Regions from separate parts of the Homo sapiens genome. Here region 2 is linked to region 1. The links are chromatin loops, found by intact Hi-C in ENCODE. Cell type or tissue: gastrocnemius medialis. All regions are shown on one strand. Links, peaks and the distances in the headings refer to the core of each region. The heading gives the core; the rest is flanking DNA. Region 1 overlaps MYLK3 (myosin light chain kinase 3). Region 2 has its middle 15 kb from the start of MYLK3.

Evidence for each region. Peaks named below come from ENCODE experiments on the same cell type or tissue, not always from the same donor. Only the 100,000 strongest peaks of a DNase experiment are listed, where the experiment ranks them.
Region 2: a loop joins it to region 1, with 6 times the contacts of the local background. A loop is called at or near these places in 7 of 110 quality-filtered maps.

What each region holds. Positions count from the first base shown.
Region 1 is chr16:46,709,964-46,712,881 of GRCh38, reverse strand. MYLK3 (myosin light chain kinase 3) reads left to right here. Exons shown (of 13, transcript NM_182493.3): 10 at 106-234; 11 at 2,093-2,245. Among named protein-coding and RNA genes, the nearest start is that of ORC6, 22 kb to the right of the region's middle. In gastrocnemius medialis, for the core only: no CTCF peak of the experiment used is centred there; a DNase peak (open chromatin) is centred at 1,591; H3K27ac peaks cover 2,380 bases.
Region 2 is chr16:46,762,067-46,764,984 of GRCh38, reverse strand. It overlaps a transcript of MYLK3 not described here. Among named protein-coding and RNA genes, the nearest start is that of MYLK3, 15 kb to the right of the region's middle. In gastrocnemius medialis, for the core only: no CTCF peak of the experiment used is centred there; a DNase peak (open chromatin) is centred at 1,604; H3K4me3 peaks cover 599 bases; H3K27ac peaks cover 2,500 bases.

The DNA.
Region 1 (2,918 bases), core at 182-2,681:
GCTGATGGGAAGTGGGGAATGTCTGCATCCCACCAGAAATGAGCCCCAGCACCACATCTCCCAGGCCTCACCCCATGCTTCTTTGTACCCTCCCCTTCTCCCCAGGTACAAGCCTCGAGAGAAGCTGAAGGTGAACTTCGGCACTCCTGAGTTCCTGGCCCCAGAAGTCGTCAATTATGAGTTTGTCTCATTCCCCACAGACATGTGGAGTGTGGGAGTCATCACCTACATGCTGTGAGTGCTTAGCACCCTGGCTCTGAAGTGGGGACAGGGGTCATTTGTCTTCCTTTGGGTAATCTTAGAAGCAAAATTTTGAGCACAAGTAGTCTATTTGGGAGGTAACCCCAGGAAACCCCAATAGAGGAATAGGGTAGTGAGATGGGGAAGGAAAGGAGCCAGGGAAGGGTATGTTATCAAGCCAGTTACCATATTTACAAGGCAGTCGTATTTCCAAGTTATAATTTTAGTAGGTTAATATTGAAAAAATTGAGATGTGCCGATATTATTCCCTGGAACAAAGGTCTAAAGGCCTGTTTCTCGGTGAGGAAGGCCTACTTGGGCTTCAGCAGCTGTATCAAAGTTATGGGTTGAGCTGGGCATGGTGGCTCATGCCTGTAATCGCAGCACTTTGGGAGGCCAAGGTGGGAGGATTGCTTGAGCCAAAGAGTTCAAGACCAACCTGGGCAACATAGGGAGACCCTGTCTCTACCAAAACCAAAAAAAATTAGTTGGGCATTGTGGTGCGTGCCTATCGTCCCAGTTACTAGGGAGACTGAGGTGGGAGGATTGCTTGAGCCTGGGAAGTTGAGGCTGCAGTGAGCCATGATCATGCCATTGCATTCCAGCCTGAGTGACAGAGCAAGACCATGTCTCAAAAAAAAAAAAAAAAAAATTATGGCTTGAGCCATTGAATTTTTTGGTACTGAGACATAAAAGTAATAACTGAAAATAACAAAGGTATTCATCGAGAGTAAGGCCCGATTGTGGGCAACTGGAGTTTCATTCTGCTGGGGAACTCCAGAATGCATCATGGAATACCCCCTGAGAGTTATTTCATCTAGGGGGTATTTATACACTAATTCTTACCAGTTATTCCTTGTGGACTAATGGAGATGGGGTGGAATTGATTTCCTGATACTTCTGGGTGGGTAAAGCAAGCTTCAGCTGGAGAGAAAGCCCTCCAGCAAAGACATGCAGGTGCTTTGGTACAAATGGAGCTGGATCATGCCTATAATCCCAGCACTTTGGGAAGCTGTGGCGGGAGGATTGCCTGAGCCCAGGAGTTTGAGGCTGCGGTGAGCTATGATTGCACCATAGCACTCCAGCCTGGGTGACAGAATGAGGCACTGTTTAAAGACAAAACAAAATAAAAACCCAAATGAGGCTGGAGTGCACCGAAGGGGTAAGGGGGTGGGGGGCAGGGCAGGATACCCTTTGTGGCATCATTGAACCCCTGTGCTCCCTGTTTTCTTCTCTGTCTGGCTGTGGACTTCCCGTGGCTGCTTCCTCAGAGGTAAAGTCATGTTTTACTTCTGGTCTCCTGATTATTGTGTAACTGCTGCGCACTGTCCCTGCACTCAGATATGGGAGCTGCGCCAGGCTGGGGAAGTTCAGATCCCTGAGGCTGGCCGTCAGGGTGTCCTGATTCTCTATCCTCCCTCAGGCGGGAACCTAATAAAGCCCATTTTCCTTTGGCTTGGGGCCTGGGTAGCATCTAAATAAGCCTGGCTGTCTCAAGGACATGGAAGGCTATTTCTATTTCTAAAATTAAATCAATGTGTACTTGATAACTGGGCATACCAAGTTGGGCCCTAATTTTACTCTTTACTTCAGGAATGAGGTGGAAAGAGGTGAGCACAAGAGGGGACTTATTCCAAAAATTCTTCTTGCCTCCAAATTTTAAATCCTTCCGCTTCCTCCCTTTAATGAACACACTGGACTCCATCCTGTGGAGAAGTAGTGGAGGTGCTTTTATTTTGAACCCTCTTGGTTCTGGCTAGGTCCACTTGAACTCTGTAAGCTTCTCTATTCTGCCAATGCATGTTGGCAAATGTGGCCTCCACCTACTGATGGTCCTTTCTCTCTTCTATAGACTCAGTGGCTTGTCCCCATTTCTAGGGGAAACAGATGCAGAGACCATGAATTTCATTGTAAACTGTAGCTGGGATTTTGATGCTGACACCTTTGAAGGGCTCTCGGAGGAGGCCAAGGACTTTGTTTCCCGGTTGCTGGTCAAAGAGAAGAGGTACCTTTCATTGCTTGTCACTCATGGGCCCTTCTGATGGGGACCCCAGGTCTGGGAGCTGGGCAGGACTGCTGACCGTGAAGGTCCTTCTTCCTGTGGACAAATTCCATTCAAGATTTCTTAGTTTGCTACTTCTTTGGAAAAATAAAGGGAACAGAGAAAGGGACAAAGGAAATCAATGAAACAACAAACAAGTAGGGGCATAAAATATAGTTTTAGAAAGAAGCATATGTAGATTGGTCCTATCTGCAAGTTATCAGTTGTCATAGGCTAAGGTTGAAGAAAAGAACTGAGATATGCAGATGTTATTTCCAGAATAAAGATCTGAATACCTTGTTTCTTGGTGAAGAAGATCTATTTAGGCTTCAGCGTCTATATCAAAGTCATGGGTCAAGCCATTTGAGTTTTTTGATACTCAGAATAAGGTAATAACTGGACATAACCAAAGGTATTAACCACCCAAGGCTAAGGCCCAGGAGTCTGGGCTCTAAGACAGCTTGTATTTCCCTGACTTTTACAATTTTGTTTCTTTCTGACTGTGAAAAGTTATGTGAGAGGAAAAAAAATTCTAAGTCAGATGAACAAGTTGGCTTTATACTCTGGAAGGAGAAATGAGCTTCCTTCAAATTTCCTGTTCTTTTGCTTCTTTAAGAGCAATTCCAGGCATAGCTAG
Region 2 (2,918 bases), core at 265-2,764, 52 kb before region 1:
TCTCTCTGTCACCCAGGCTGGAGTACAATGGCACAATCTTGGTTCACTGCTTCCTCTACCTCCCGGGTTCAAGCGATTCTCAGCCTTGCCTCAGCCTCCTGACTAGCTAGGATTACAGGCATGCGCCACCACGCCCGGCCAATTTTTGTATTTTTAGTAGAGACAGGGTTTTGCCATGTTGGCCAGGCTGGTCTCGAACTCCTGACTTTAAGTGATCCGCCCACTGCGGCCTCCCAAAGTGCTGGGATTACAAGCATGAGCCACCACATCCAGCCTAGTATTTTTTAAAACTAAGGAATTTAAAATGCTTGGCAGGAGGCCTGGCATGAATATATGCTCAACCGAGATGAGGTATTGTGATCACTAATTGGCTCTGATAGGAGCACACATGGGTTTTTGGGGAGCACATGGGCCACTCAGCAAACCCAACTTTAGTTCATGTGATGTGCTTGGTTATCCAGTAAGGTCCACAGGGCACTTTAGAGGCAAAGAAGTTGAAATTAGTTAAAAGTGACAATACATGGTATTTACTGACCAACTGGCAGGAAATTCACCCAAAAATCTTCACCTCCAATTTCCTTTTTTTTTTTTTTTTTTTGTTTGAGACAGGGTCTCATGCTATTACCCAGGCTGGAGTGCAGTGGCGTGATCATAGAGCACTGCAGCCTCAACTCCTGGGCTCAAATGATCCTCCTGCCTCACCCTTCCAAGTAGCTGGGACTACAGGCACCCACCACCACACCTGGCTAATTATTGATTTTTTTTTTTTTTTTTAGATACAGGATCTTGCCATGTTGCCCTAGCTTGGAATCCAACTCCTGGCCTCAAGTGATTCTCCCATCATGACCTCTCAAGTAGGTGGGACTATGGGTGCCTGCCACCATGCCTGGCTAATGTTTTTTATCTTTATTTTTTGTAGAGACAGGGGTCTCTATGTAGAGACAGGGGCCACTATGTTACCTAGGCTGGTTTCAAACTCCTGGCCTTAAGCACTATTTTCACCTTGGCCTTTCAGAAGGCTGGGATTACAGGTGTGAGCAACCAGCCCAGCCTCCCCTTCCAATTTCTAGTGTGACTGTAGCCATCAGAGAAACACTTTTCAGGTAGTAATTTTTATTACCTGGTGGATGCCCCAGTAACTTCTTATTTTCTGGATCTAATTCTGAGTGGTCATTCCAGGACACTTAATTAATAAACATAAAAGTAAACATGGCAGCTGGGAATTATAAGTGCAAATTCAGTTGCCCATCAGGAATGTAACAAGTGACCTGCACGCTTTGCTACAGCAAAGCATGGATGCTCATTTCATCCACGGAAATGAGCAGAGGGAGGGCTGTTTTGATCTAGGCACCCGGGTCCCAGATGCCTGAGAGCTATTTCTCCCCAAGGGCCAGACTGCAGCAGAGCCAATGAGTTTGCCTTTGAGATGTTCCCATTTGTTCGCCCAGCTCCAAGAGAAGTCATCGCCTTCATTGTGGGTTGTTTTGGGCAAATGATGGAGGAATTAGCAGCATGGCCTGGAGCGGCTCTGAGCAGGCCTGGGCCAGCTGACACACGCCACTTAGGTTTCCAGGGAGCCAAGCTGTCCCCACTCACGCACGGCTGATGCACTTGTGGCTAAATGCGGTGCAGTCAGGGCCCCGGGCCAGATTCAGGGCAGGAAATAGAATACCACCTCCATTGCCAGGGAAACAATGGTCTACGGACATGATTTAAACTGGAGCCAACGAGAACGCTCAGAGGGCCGACCAGCAGAGGAAGGGAGACCAGAGGGCAGCTTGCACAGATCTTGTCTTGGGTTATAACTGTTGACAAGCCACTTAACTGCCTCCAGGTTTAAGTTTGTCTGTGTATAAGATGGAGGTAACAATATTTATACATCTCACTGGAGACTTATGAAAACAAGATTTTGGACAGATCCCTTGGGACCCATGGATGGAAAGTGGTATGTAAGTGCAGTGATAAACCTACTGTGTGTGTGTGGGGGGGTGTTTTCAGCAGTGTATTAGGGACTTGTAGACCCACCAGAAAACACTTTTGGAGTCTGATCAAAAACGACAAGAAAAATGAGCAGCTCTTGGTTGCAAGTGCATGGGTTTGCTTTGGTTTTGTACAGGTCTGGGAGAATTGCATGTGTAACTCAGACTTCAGAATTGTTTTCCACCTGTCGCTGTGATGAGTCATACAGGTGCTCAGATCATCTGAGAATGCTGTAGTGATTGTTCCCAAATATTTGCCAACTTTGCTTTACAAAACTTCCCAATTCTACTGTGTGGTTTATGAGTTGTACATGGAGTCTGGAACATTTCTTCCCAAGGTGGGTGGGGAATCTATTTAAAAACAAAGCACACAGGAGGATAATTGTTCCTTCCCCGTGACATGTGTGATTTCTGAGGAGTCTTCCTGCGGCTGCTAAATAGACATGTTTCTGTTCATTTAAGCCTAAGCAATTGACCTCAGACCTCCCAATAACGTTTGTAAATGTTTTCCGTCAGCTGGGGTCCTGCGGGAGTCTATTGCTCCGTGTTCTTGGTTAGTTAAACCTGTCTCTTAGGCGTATCATCTGTCTAGAATAATTCCTCTGGCTCTAGGTGAATGATGACTATTATAGAAAAAAATTGTTGAGTAATAAACTACACACTTAATTTTTTATTAGAAAAATATAAATGAAATATAGAAAATAGAGATTATCTGTAATTCTCACAGGCGGAATGAACCATACTGGCATACATACATGTATATTTTCAACAAAAATGGGATTCTATGTATACGCTTGAGGTGAAGTCTTTACCTAGTAAACCTGGAAGAGCATTGCATATCCTTAGAGATTTTTGCCTTTTTGCCTGCAGCAGGGAGGGGTCCTGCTTCTGTTGCCCGCCTGCGGGGTGGCAGAATGAGAGGCCTTGGAAGAACTTTCA